Linked DNA regions of Mus musculus: region 2 is linked to region 1. The links are chromatin contacts, found by Hi-C or POLR2A ChIA-PET in ENCODE. All regions are on one chromosome and are shown on one strand. Each heading gives the region's core, a stretch centred on a gene start or an enhancer-like site at or near the end of the contact. The rest is flanking DNA. Distances are from core to core; before and after follow the strand shown. Region 1 holds the start of Trmt10c (tRNA methyltransferase 10C, mitochondrial RNase P subunit). Region 2 holds the start of Senp7 (SUMO1/sentrin specific peptidase 7).

The links. A loop is a pair of places that touch in the nucleus more often than their neighbours do. ChIA-PET counts read pairs that join two places held with the same protein, here RNA polymerase II (POLR2A).
Region 2: a loop to region 1 is called in a map of heart, with 6 times the contacts of the local background. The contact joins the promoter of Senp7 here to the promoter of Trmt10c in region 1. A Hi-C loop is called at or near these places in 17 of 37 maps with a recorded cell type or tissue (CH12.LX, T-helper 17 cell, gastrocnemius and 4 more). POLR2A ChIA-PET finds 5 or more read pairs at or near these places in 4 of 5 experiments (Patski and embryonic stem cell).

What each region holds. Positions count from the first base shown.
Region 1 is chr16:56,035,281-56,041,670 of GRCm38, forward strand. It overlaps Trmt10c (tRNA methyltransferase 10C, mitochondrial RNase P subunit), which reads right to left and starts at 2,506. Exons shown (of 2, transcript NM_029092.4): 1 at 2,221-2,506; 2 at 1-11. It overlaps Gm22422 (a small nucleolar RNA gene), which reads right to left and starts at 607; the gene lies at 473-607.
Region 2 is chr16:56,072,804-56,079,193 of GRCm38, forward strand. It overlaps Senp7 (SUMO1/sentrin specific peptidase 7), which reads left to right and starts at 2,601. Exons shown (of 24, transcript NM_025483.4): 1 at 2,601-2,775. The coding sequence starts at 2,736.

The DNA of each region.
Region 1 (6,390 bases), core at 1,256-3,755:
TGTGAGGAACCCTGTAAAAGAAGAAAAAATTAAGTTGAAGATTTAAAATTTTTTTAACTATGAAACTGGTCACCCCGCCCTGCCCTCTGGCAGACTGGATATGAGAGCTACTAATGAATGATTGGTGAGGTATAGGCCTCAGCTCAGCAGGAGCAGAAGCCTTTATGAAAACTGGGTCTGCCATAATTGGGGATATTCTGATCCTACACTCACCAGGGACAGGCCACTTCTCAGCTACCATGGCTTTAAATTTATCTGCACTAAACTTGGTGAAGCCCCATTTCTCTAGGCTGAAGATTTTCTGGCTCTCAGGAAAGCTGAAGTTGGCCTTAGTCACAGTCACACGCTCCTTACTCTGCAGATTGGTATGGAGAGACTAACCAATCAATGTGCCACTGGTCACCGTGGCCCCAAACACTCGTATAGAGCCTAGGTTGAAATAGCATTGAAATGACACATGACTGCACCTGAAGACTGTCTCCAAGGTCCCTTTGGGCAGCCTGCACATTCAGCAGGCTGCATACACTAGCAAGGAGGATGCTGTTTGCAACCATTGCACACCAGACTCCTATGAGGAAAGGAACCTGGTCGGCTTAATTGGCTGCAGAAGGCAACTGATTTCTGAAGTTCAGCGGGAAACCTTTGAAAATCTTAGACATTGCACACCACCAAGTCAACTGCTAAGCTGCGATCACTTACTGGTCAATTTTTTTTTTTTTAATTTGTGAGACAAGGGTCTTGTTATGCTTGGTGTCAAACTCATCAATTTAAGTGATCTGGCACTATAGCTGTGCAGCACCACTTCCTGCTCCACGTGATTTTATATAGTAATTTCAACATATTCTTAAACAAAAGGTTGACTCAAATTCCTCTTTTAGCTTTGTTATGGAACGGGCCTAAATGAGCAATATAATAACACAGCAAAGTTATATGGCAATTATAGGGCTGAGAACAAGACACTATAATCTCCTTCAGATGCACATCCAATCTCAAGATCCTTTATGAAATCAACAATGGAGACAAAAAGCAGGAAAGTTACGGAAGATGAAACCTGACTTAAAAACAAACAACCCTAAAGCACTGCCCACAAATGCCTTTGCGCTTCCACAACAGAAATGCAAGGCAGCTGACTAAAACAGACAGTAAATGTCTCAGCTCAGACTTTATAGCAGACGTTATAAAATAAAATATACAAAGCCAGGACAAATATATAAAAGGTTCTATAGTTTTATCTCAAAGAACTAGATGTTCCACAAAACAGCGAAAACACTTTGTTTGAGAACTTATGTAAAATGTGAGGGAGAAGGAAAATTCTTGAAAAATCCCACCCATCTTTAGCTTCTTGTCTGACTCTGTATACCCGTGCGTGTCCTCTGCTCCATGCAAATGCCCGGATGCACTCCATTCCACAGCAGTATAGTCCTAACTATGTGTTCCGTTGAGATCCAAGTTCACTCATGTGGTTTAAGCGGGTTTTTGCAGTATCACCCTTTGCTTGCCTGCCTTTTCAGCTGCACATCTTCTTTTCCCACTTTAGAGCAAACAATCCTATTAGTTTTTCAGAGCACCCTGTGCCTATGATAATACTTGTTTTCCCCACCAGAAACTAAAGACTATATTCCATTAGGATAAGGGCTGTGCCTATCCAGTTAAACGTGGCCAGCTTAGTCTACATATTGAGTTCCATGACAGCCAGGAATACTGTAAGACCGGTATCAAAAAGCAAAACAGCAAAACCATTCAAAAACAACCAAAAAATAAAAACTGATATCAGACTTTGAGAATTATTATTTAACTTAGAATCCTCAGGACCTGAGTTTGACAAAGTTATCATCCTGGGTAAGGCTTATTGTAGGCCTTCCAGCCCATGAGACCCTACTTAAAAAAAAAATATAAAAACAATATAGTTGATTTTTGCCTTTGTAACTAGTAGAAAGAAATTTCACACCACCATAGAAATTAAAAACAAAAACAAAAGTATAGGTTCTCCACTCTTTAGCGCCGGCTGGCAAATTCCCTTCCAGACAATTCTCCTGCCTCTGCCTCCCGAGTCCTGCCCCACCACACTCACTATAACAACCAAATTTTAAAAATATTTTATAGTAAAGTTCTGTGTGTGAGTCTGCGAAGGGGGTAATTATGTGCGCGGGCATGGCGATGCCCGGAGAGATCGAAAGCATGGGGAGCACCTAGGCAGAGAGACAGACCCCGACGACTTACACTTTAAAGCGCGACACAGGAGACGATCTGGGTGAACGCGGCTTCCGCTTCAGGTAGCGCCGTGCCTAACGACTCCTACAGCACGGCTTCCTCTCGCCTGGGGTTCTCAGAGGCCACGTTCCACGCCCCGCATCCTGGAAAGCCAGCGGGTCCACCCAGCACCCCAGCACCGGCAGAGAGAAGCTCCGCAGGTACCCAGACTGCGGCCGGCGGCTGGGCTGCAGGACTCCGGAGCAGATCCGCGTGCACACCGCGGCCTGCACTGCACCGCGAGGGTTTCCGCCGCGGCCGCCGGAAGTCCGGCACCACCGGATGTCCCGCCCCTCCGGCCACGGCCTCTGACGTTTAACTCGGCAGGCAGTTTGTTTCCCCACCCCCACCGCGCCTAAAGTCGCTCTGCGACCTCGCCGACTGCCCCTGAGTCCCCCGGAAAATGACGTTTTGAGTCGATTTGGGGGCTCGCCACCGATGCCCTGCCACATCATTTATTGCTTGGCGGTTAGAACTCGAATCCTTACAGGCTCTCAACTTGGTCACTCTCGTTACGCGCATGTCATAACAAAACCATAAGACTCAAGTCTTCACGTTCTATTTTAGAATTTAATTCTAGGCGGGCTAATGGCCAGTGTTTAATCCCAGAGTTTGGGAAGCTGAGGCGGCGGATCTCTGCAAGTTCGAGGCCATCGTGGTCTACAGAACGAGTTCAAGGACAGCCAAGGCTTACTCAGAGAAACCCTGTCTAGAAAAATCCAAGAAAGTAAAAGTAAATAAAATCTAATTCTAAATCAGTACTATTGCTAGTACCTACTACAGTGTGTACATACCATGTCACTTACGTGGAGAACAGGAGACAACCCCCGGGTATTGGTCCTCAGAGACAAGTGGATTTCTATGAGTTTGAGGCTAGCACAGTCTACTAAGTTTGAGTGAAAGATTCTGGCAGAATGTAAAAGGTCATAGAAGCCCTGAAATTGGTAAAATAGATTTTATTGTTAGTAGAACTGGCTTCATTGATTTAGAAAAATAGAGGTGCACAATGCTTTGGCCACTCCTCGAACCTGTGTGCCTGCCAATGTTCTGACCAGGTGTGTGCCCATTGCTGTACCTTCATTAGATTTTTTCCTTGTTTCCCTCCCATACCCATTTCTTGAGGAATCAATCATTTTAGAATAGATATTGTTTAGATCTGGAAATCCCCTAATCTCCCCCTTCTCCTTTCCCCCCGAGGGCCTATAAAAACTGGAAACTCTTTTCTCTCGGGGACGACTCCTCTACCCCTGCGTGGGATATGAGTCGTCCCCAGAGCTCTGGCTTTCCCCAAATAAAGCCTCATGTGGTTTGCAACAAGCTCGGTCTGTCGTGAGTTCTTGGGTGTCCGCTATTGTCCTGAGGCCTGAGTGAGGAGCTCCTCTCGGAGTTTTTCATTTGGGGGCTCGTCCGGGTTTGGCGTGACCACCCACGTCTCCGAAGACCCACTTGGAGGTGAGATTTTTTTGTCCAAAAATATTTCTGTAAGCCGGCTAGGTTCTGTGCTGAAATTTGCAGCCGCGACGTTTCGTGAGAAACAGAGACCTTTGCCTCGGGATGAGGCACTGAGTGTGAACAGCAGACGTGCTGGAATCACTGGCTGCTGCTCGCTCTGGGGGACGCCCTGAGCGAGGGGAAGGACTCTAGGAGTCCGTCTGAGGTGGGGAGTGTACTCCCTCGACCATCTGTATTTCTGAAGCCCTGAGCGAGGGGAAGGACTCTAGGAGTCCGTCTGAGGCGGGGAGTGTACTCCCTCGACCGCCTGCATTTCTGAGTTGGTTTTGTCAGTTTGATGGAAGACAGGCATCTGTCAGTGTGTATTTGTTTTTTGTGTCTGTTTTCAGGTATTTGTCAGTGTGTATTTGTTTTTTGTGTCTGTTTTCAGGCATTTGTCAGTGTGTATTTGTTTTTTGTGTCTGTTTTCAGGTATTTGTCAGTGTGTGTATGTGTGTTTTCTGTGTTTGTTTTGTGTTTTCCATGGTACTGGATGGACTGTAACGACCCCCCTAAGTTTGACTTTAGACCACTGGACTGAAGTTAGATCAAGGGCCCATAATCTTTCAGTAGAAATTAAGAAGGGACCTTGGCAGACTTTCTGCGCCTCCGAGTAGCCGACTTTTAATGTAAAATGGTCACTAGAAGGGACTTTTGGTTTACTCTTATCTTTGAAGTTAAAGCCATTGTTTTTCAGAGTGGACCTGGGTCCCACCTGGATCAACAGCCTTACCTCATTCAGAATTCACCGCCATAAATCAAACCATGGGTTCCCCCATGCCTCTCAGAGCCCTCCCCTGGCTGCTCCCATGCACTCGAGTGGGTCAGCACAGTGCCCTCGCTTTCTGCCCTAAGAAGGAGTCCCTGCACCCGGCTCTGAGATTGCTAAAGGCACAGTCTGAGGACCGAGGACTACAGCTGGGACCCGGAGCCGACAAGCCCAGAGTCCCCCAGCAAATGAAGCTCCTGACACCACTTCTGCCTTTTCCTTTGTGAGCTGTGGGTAACCTGCCCACAGACAGGCAGTCTCTGCAGACCCTTCAATATTGACCTTTCTCATCGGCTGATCTGTACAATTAGAACGCTGGGTTCCCTCTGGACCGGCCAGATTAGAACTACAACACGGCACAAGGTAAGGAGAGGTTGACAGTTTACTGGCCGGGCTCTAGTCTAAAGGGAGCGATGAGACGCCCCACCAATTTGGCTAAGGTAAGAGAAGTGATGCAGGGCCTTACAGAGCCCCCATCTGTTTTTCTAGAAAGATTGATAGAAGCTTATAGATACTATACTCCTTTTAACCTGACCTCTGAGGGTTAACAAGCCGCGGTTGCTATGGCTTTTAAAGATTACATGCCATGGCTTTACAGGATTTAGTTAAGGAGGCAGAGAAGGTGTATCATAAGAGAGAAACAGAGGAAGAGAAGAGAGAGAGGGAAAAACGAGAAGAAGAAGAGAGAGAGAAACAGAGGGAAAGAAGACAGGAGAGGAATCTAAGCAGGATTTTGGCCACAGTAGTAGGGGAACGTGAAGGAAGGAATAGGCCAGAGAATAGACAGATAGGGTACCTGGGCAACAAGGAATCCAGATCTGGAGGAAAAAGATCTGTCCAGAAGATTTTAGAGAAGGACCAATGTGCCTATTGCAAAGAAAGAGGACATTGGGCACAGGAATGCCCAAAGAAGGGAAGGGCCCCTAAGGCCCTGACTCTGAAAGATGATGAATAGGGGAGACGGGGCTCGGACCCCCTCCCCGAGCCTAGGGTAACCCTGATGGTGGAGGGGACCCCCACGGACTTTTTAATTGACACAGGGGCAGAGCATTCTGTGCTGAAACATCCACTGGGAAAAATAAAAAATAAAAGAACCATAGTGATTGGAGCCACTGGTCAGAAACAATACCCCTGGACCACTGCACGCACTGTAGATCTGGGGAAAGGCCAAGTGAATCATTCCTTCTTGGTCATTCCTGAGTGTCCCACACTGCTTCTAGGAAGAGATCTTCTGACTAAATTAAAGGCCCAGATCAGATTTACCCAAGAGGGGCCGAGAGTAACTTGGGAATCTCCCACCTCCGTAGTCTTAGCCCTGCAGCTTGAGGAAGAATACCGATTGCATGAAGGCATAAAGCAAACAGAGGTGCCAGACCTAAAAGACTGGTTGACTGCTTTCCCTAGAGCATGGGCAGAGACTGGAGGCATGGGAATGGCTGTCAGAGTTCCCCCTGTGGTTGTGGGCCTGAAGACAGATGCAACCCCTATAGGAGTGCGCCAATATCCAATGAGCCGTGAAGCAAGAGATGGAATCAGGCCACATATTCAGAGACTATTACAATTAGGTATTTTGGTACCGTGCCAGTCACCCTGGAATACTCCTTTACTGCCGGTAAAGAAACCTGGCACGAGTGACTACTGACCAGTCCAAGACCTGAGAGAGGTCAATAAGAGGGTCCAAGATATTCACCCAACTGTTCCTAATCCCCATAACCTCCTCAGCTCACTCCCTCCAGAGCGAAAATGGTACACAGTACTTGATTTAAAAGATGCTTTCTTTTGCCTGAAGTTACATCCCTCCAGCCAGCCCATATTCGCCTTTGAGTGGAGAGATCCTGACACTGGACAAACGGGACAATTGACCTGGACACGGTTACCCC
Region 2 (6,390 bases), core at 1,351-3,850, 38 kb after region 1:
AGATGGGCATAGAGTCGGCGGGAATTGGGGTGACAAACAGACAAGACAACAGACACGACACAAGGGGGTGTGGATCTGAAGGTAATTTGTCAAATCAAGCATCAAACTTTTTATACAGAAGAAAATAGGGAAGTTAAGTGACAATGAGGTTACTGGATTCTTACATAAAACAGAGGAATGCAAACATGGAAGGACTGGCAGGAACCAACTGGGATAAAATTCAATGTTAACAACTGGGATCAACAGCAGCCCCACCTAAAGTCAGCTTAAACTTAGAAGCCAGGGGCGAGGGCTTCCATGCCCTTGCCGTAGTTTCTATTCTAGTCTATTGTATAGTCCACCTTCTCCCTAGGTCATTGTAAATACTTGTATATGGGTGTAACTCAGCTATCTATAGTTCTAAGTATCTACTCTGGTTCCTCAATATTAAGGGAAAGCACACAGATCCGCTTACCAACTAAAGCAAGGACATGGGAGCATTCGTTATACAGGATGCCCTAATTCCAGGAGACTAAGTTTCTGTGAACTTTTCGCCTCGGGACAGCGCCCAGGTTTTCAGGGCCTGTCGTGTTTGTCACTACTGGAGTGGATTTAGCATCCAGTGTCTCACTATAGAGCCAAATGTTAGAAATGGGCTAGATAGTAACAAAAGAGACCACCATTCCAATTGAAATGTTTAAACAAGGCAAACTTGACTTCATGAGGAGGATGTGCTCAGAAGAGCAAACACTGAGAAAGGAAGTGAATTTGATTTATATTGTAATTCAGGTGGTGACCTGTGTCTTTCCTGGGTGGGGGGCTCTGAGAATATTTTAGGATTTTACTGCTGTGAATAGATACCATGACCAAGGCCGCTCCTCCTCCTCCTCCTCCTCCTCCTCCTCCTCCTCTTCTTCTTCTTCTTCTTCTTCTTCTTCTTTTTTTTTTTTTTTTCGAGACAGGGTTTCTCTGTGTAGCCCTGGCTGTCCTGGAACTCACTCTGTAGACCAGGCTGGCCTCGAACTCAGAAATCCACCTGCCTCTGCCTCCCAAGTGCTGGGATTAAAGACATGTAGCACCACTGCCTGGCCAAGACAATTCTTATAAAGGACAACATTTAATTGGGGCTGGCTTACAGGTTCAGAGGTTCAGTCCATTATCATCAAGGGGGGGGGGGATCATGGCAGTGTCCAGGCAGGCATGGCATAGGAAGAGCTGAGAGTTCTACATCTTGTTCCAAAGGCAAACAGAAGATTGGCAGCTAGAACTGTTAGCATTTTGTCTAGGCTGTACCCCACAGTTACCTGGCAACAACTAGGTGTGCCCGACTGACTATAAAAGGGGCTGTTGGCCACCTTCCCTCTCTCTTCTGCTCTGTTGCCTTCTTGCTCCTGCTCTGTCCTCTTGCTCCTTCTGCCTGTCTCCCCATTCCCCTCCCCCATCTCTCCCCATGTCCTCATGGTGCTCATGGCCGGTGTCTACTCAATAAACTCTATGGGGGAAGGGATGGCTCAGCATGGGCTGGTGGAGGCACCCCATCTCCCACACCTGACTGCACAGCCACCAAACATACTCTTCCTCTCCCTTATCTTTTTACTAACAGAACAAGGACCAGGGTCTTGAAGCCCACACCCACAGTGACATACCTACTGCAAGAGGCCACACCTCCTAATAGTGTCATTCCCTGGGTCAAGCATGTTATAGTCTTAATTCTAGTGGCTATTTTGAAAAGAATTAGCACACAGGAAATGAGAAGGGGAATACATAACATTCCTGGCTCCAACTGGGTGGGAAGATTACAACGTGTCTAAATGTCATACAAGGTGGGGGAGAAAAAAAGATGTGAGTTTCTTGCTCCTGTGTGGGAGGGGGCGCAGGAAGAGCAGAGAGAGAGAAGCGTGGGGATGGTGAGACAGTAACAGATGGCAGGTGCAGGGGAAGAATCCTTGGCCCCAGAGAGTGGAGCTCTGGGACAGCCTGGTGCTTAGCATCTGCAGGAGTAGGGAAGGTGAGAGGCCAGGAGGCTGGGGTAGGGGTATTTGTGGATGGGGACTTTGGGGCTTTGATATGCAACCACAGGTATATGTCAACGAGGAGCCATCTGCCCCATCTCCTAGGCAAGGGAAACAAATGCTAGCCTTTATCTATCAGAGATCTAAGTGCTGGGCCACGACTGTTATTTTGGATCCTGAGGCCTAACAGTACCAAACACAGGCTTTATAGTTTTTGATAGAAAAGACTCATATTTGTTTATTTCTTACATCAAACAACAGGAACAACTACATTTTGCTGTCCTTGTTTCTAAGTTTGAGTAGCCTTCTTGAGGACAAATAGCTAGAAATACCACAGACAGTAGCTTCTCATATTTTGGGGGGTAATTTCGTTCAAAAGGCATAAAAGCAGAGGTACTCGGTATCTGTAATTTTTGTCAACTCAAATTTTATTTTAAAGTCAACGGGTTAAAAAATCGTGAATCAAGTTTTTCCTTAGGGACCCTCGTGGGGTAAGTCCCCTTCGCCTAACCAACGACAGAACGATAGGCTCGCAGGCTAAACAAGGCCCAGGAAGCGCTACCTCTGGCAGAGGTGGGAGGGGCAAGGGACTTCCGGTCGGGGGGGGGGGAGGCGACGACTAGTGCGCAAGCGCGAATCTCACTTCTGGCTTTCTCTCTTCCCCTCCCCCTCCCTTCCCCAGCCCGAGGGGTCCTGAGGTGACAGCGCCTGGAAGTGGGACTGGAGGAGCCGGCGGAGGAGAAGATGGACAGGGCCAGGCCTGGGCGTCGGCGAGCTTCATCAGGTGAGGAGAGCCGGCGCGAGGGCCGAGCCGACCATTGTACCTGCGCGGCTGGCGGCGGCTCCGCGGCGCGGTGGGGAGGGAGAGAGGGAGGGAGAGAGGAAGGGAGAGAGGGAGGGAGAGAGGAAGGGAGGGAGGGAGGGAGCGGCGGGGGCGCGCATAATGGAGAGCTGGAGGGGGGGGGGGCGCCCGCAGCTGTCGAAAAGCCTCGGCCGCCTGCCCCTTCTGCACCCCTTTGGTATGCTCCCTCCTCCCGGGACACGCTCCTTGATTGTCTTCGGTCCAGCGGTCTTCTCTGCTGGCTATAGCCGCTGTCCTGCCACGCCTTCCTCGCAATTGCACCCGCGTTCACTTTCGCTCCCACCTTCCCCGCACAAGATGTCACTCTCCTTTCTGATCCTTTGACCCCTCGCCTGGCCGGCTTCCCTCCTTCCTTTGGCAGATCAGAGAAGCTGCAAGCGAGGAAGGCGGGGCTTGTCGGTCGCCCCGCAGCGCCTCGAGTAAATAAAATACTCCTGCTGTCCCTCTCGTCCGACAGGCTCGTTTAATAGCGTTTTTCTTTTCCAGCCTCCAGCATCTTCCAAAAGTGATTCGAAAGTCAAAGGATTTGAAGCCGGGTTTTTTGTTGTTGTTGTGTTTTTGTTTTTGTTTTTTTATCTCAGCCCATTTTTTGGAATTGTTTTAAGACTTGAAACTCAAGAACCTCTTTTAAGTTTTGTATAAAATTGAGATAGAGCTCCGCCCCGTCGACAAGTTATTGTTATCCATCTCATCTGTTAAGTGCACCTCTTAATTCCTGGAGTCAGCTCCCGTGTGCATAGAAATGCACTGTCTAGTACATAAAACAGTGTCGATGAATTCATTGAGTTGTTTTTGTTTTCTTTTCTTTTTCTGTTTTTGAGAAAAGGTCTCCCTGTGTAACTCAAGATGGGGTCATATTCCTATTCCCCCTGATTACCTCTTCTGAATGGTGGGGTTACAGGCGACCCCCCCCCACTTTTTCCTCTTTCTGTTTTTTTGAGACAGAGTTTCTCTGTGTACTCCTGGCTATCCTGGAACTCAATTTGTAGACCTGGCTGGCCTCCCAACTCAGAGATATGCCTGCTTTTGCCTCCCATGTCCTGGGGTGTTAAAGGCTTGCACCACTACCAACTGAGCTCAACCCATTGTAAACTTTCTCATTATACGGTTTATTTTGGTAGAGTTAGACTCAGCAGTTCCAAATCTATTTAGGTATGCCCGGTGGCAATGTGTCTAAAGCTCTTAAGGCTATGAGCACAGATCTCTGAGGACTCGGTTTGACAGAGTTGAACTCCCAAGATCTCTTCATATGCAATCAATTTTATCAATATTTTTGTCTTTTTTTTTTTTTTTTTGAGGAATGGTCGTCCTCTTGCAGCCTTGGAGCTCAGGGGTCTCCTGCGTCAGACTTTTCCCGTGCTAGGATTTTAGGTGTGTTGCTACCACGCCTAGCCTTTTCCCACTGCGTATTTTAAAGATACTAGCTGTTCTTTGCCTTTGAAATCATATTTATGCAAGACATAAAGGTGTTTTTATATGCATGTCTCTACTGATGAGTTTTTGTTTTAATATTCCTGCTCCCTGGGGTCAAGTAAAATTGACATACTAGAAAAATGCAGTATCTAGTATCATTTGGGAGTTTTTGGATGGAGAACTTCAGGTGTGATCATAATCTCAGTTTAAGATGCACAGTTCCTTCTTAATAAATACGTTCCATCTCAGCTTGGTGCATTTATACGTGTTAGTGTGTTATATTAAGATATTAGCCTTTTCTATCCGTTGGCAGAATCTGTGCCCCTCACCCGGTTATATTCACTTATTATAGTTTATTTGATGGATATGCTTTTTAGAAATATGCTTTTTTGAAGGGCTGGAGAGATGGCTCAGTGGTTAAGAGCACTGACTGCTCATCTGAAGGTCCTGAGTTCAATTCCCAGCAACCACATGGTGGCTCACGACCACCTGTAATGGAATCTGATGCCCTCTTCTGGGGTGTCTGAAAACAGCTACAGTGTACTTTCATATAACAAATAAAGAAATCTTTAAAAACAAAAAACAAACAAAAAAGGAACTTTGAGAGTTAAAAAGTGGTTGGTCTGAAAACACACAGTTATTTATGTTAACTATATCGCTGGGAAAGATCTTTTTGGGTGAATTTTGAGATTAAGACCCCGGATTCATAAAAATTGTTGGTGTTCGTGTAGAGAATTTTTTTTTTTTCATGACTCTCCTTTGGAAATGGCCTTTCTGCAGAGGATGTGTTATCAGAACCATTCAGAAATCTAGTTTTCTAGCTCCCCCCAGTATGCTTCTAGTTGTGTAATATGAACATTAAGGAAATTACTTAATAGTATATTTGACTTTTCACATAGATATTAACAGAAGTATGCTGTCCTGGCACTTGTTCTGCAGAACAGGATGGTCTCACGCTCAGAGATCTGCCCGCCTTTGCCTCCTGGACACTCAGAATAAAGGAGTGCGCCACCATCCCCATCTTCAAATATTTTAGTTTTGATTTATATATTTGATTTTATGTCTATGAGTATTTTTCCTGCATGCACACATGTGAACCATGCATGCTCCTGGTGCTTGTGGTGATCAGGAGAGGACATCAGAGCCTTTGGAACTGGACTATAGTTGTGAGCCGCCATGTTGGTGCTGGCAATCAAACCTATGCCCTGTGCATGAGCAGTTAGTGTACTTAACTGCTGAGCCATGGCTCCTGTCCCTGGAAACAGTTTGTAGCATAGTAATATCACCTCCTTTTAGCATGACCCAGTTGTTTTCTTTTTTTTCTTTTCTTTTTTTTTTTTTTGGTATTTGAGATGGGGTTTCTCTGTGTAGCCCTGGCTGTCCTGGAACTCACTCTGTAGACCAGGCTGGCTTTGGACTCAGAAATCCTCCTGCCTCTGCCTCCCAAATCCTGGGATTAAGGGCGTGCGCCACCACTGTCCGGCCCCGTTGTTTTCTTGACTTTGTTTTAGAGTAAATCTCTTCTTCATCACCTGAGATTCATGTACTCATCAAAACCAGTGGTCCAACACTGTCTTCCTCTTCACGTACTCACCGAGCTCAGCTCTGAGATCTTGTTTGCAAGTGTCTGAAGATGACATTGCTGGACTGCACCTTCTGCACTCTTGGCCTGACAAACTTTCATTCTTTCAAAAACCCTTTCAAGTGACCTATTATTTTTGATTTATGGATGAAACTAGGATTTAAGAGTCATAAGCATCTGTAGTAAGAGCTAGTGTTAGAAACAGGACCAGGATTAAAATTCTGGTCCTAAATACAGTATCTATATCTTTAATATCTTTTACTGCCATTTTATGTTAATTTTCCATACTTTGTGGAAAAAAAGAGTTACATGGCTAAAAAATAACTAGTTTGGGTTTAAAACCAAAAACCAAACTACCTTCAGGGTTTCTAAATTCTTTGTGTGCTCTTGTGCATTGTGGCTCATGAAGAAAGTGGCTTTCAAGCGAGGGTAGCGGAGAGGGGCTGAAAGGAGGAGAGGAAGGGGAGAAATGGATATAATTCCATTTAAATTAAAAACATAAAAAAGAAAGAAATTGGCTGTGAGGACTGGTAGATGGTAGG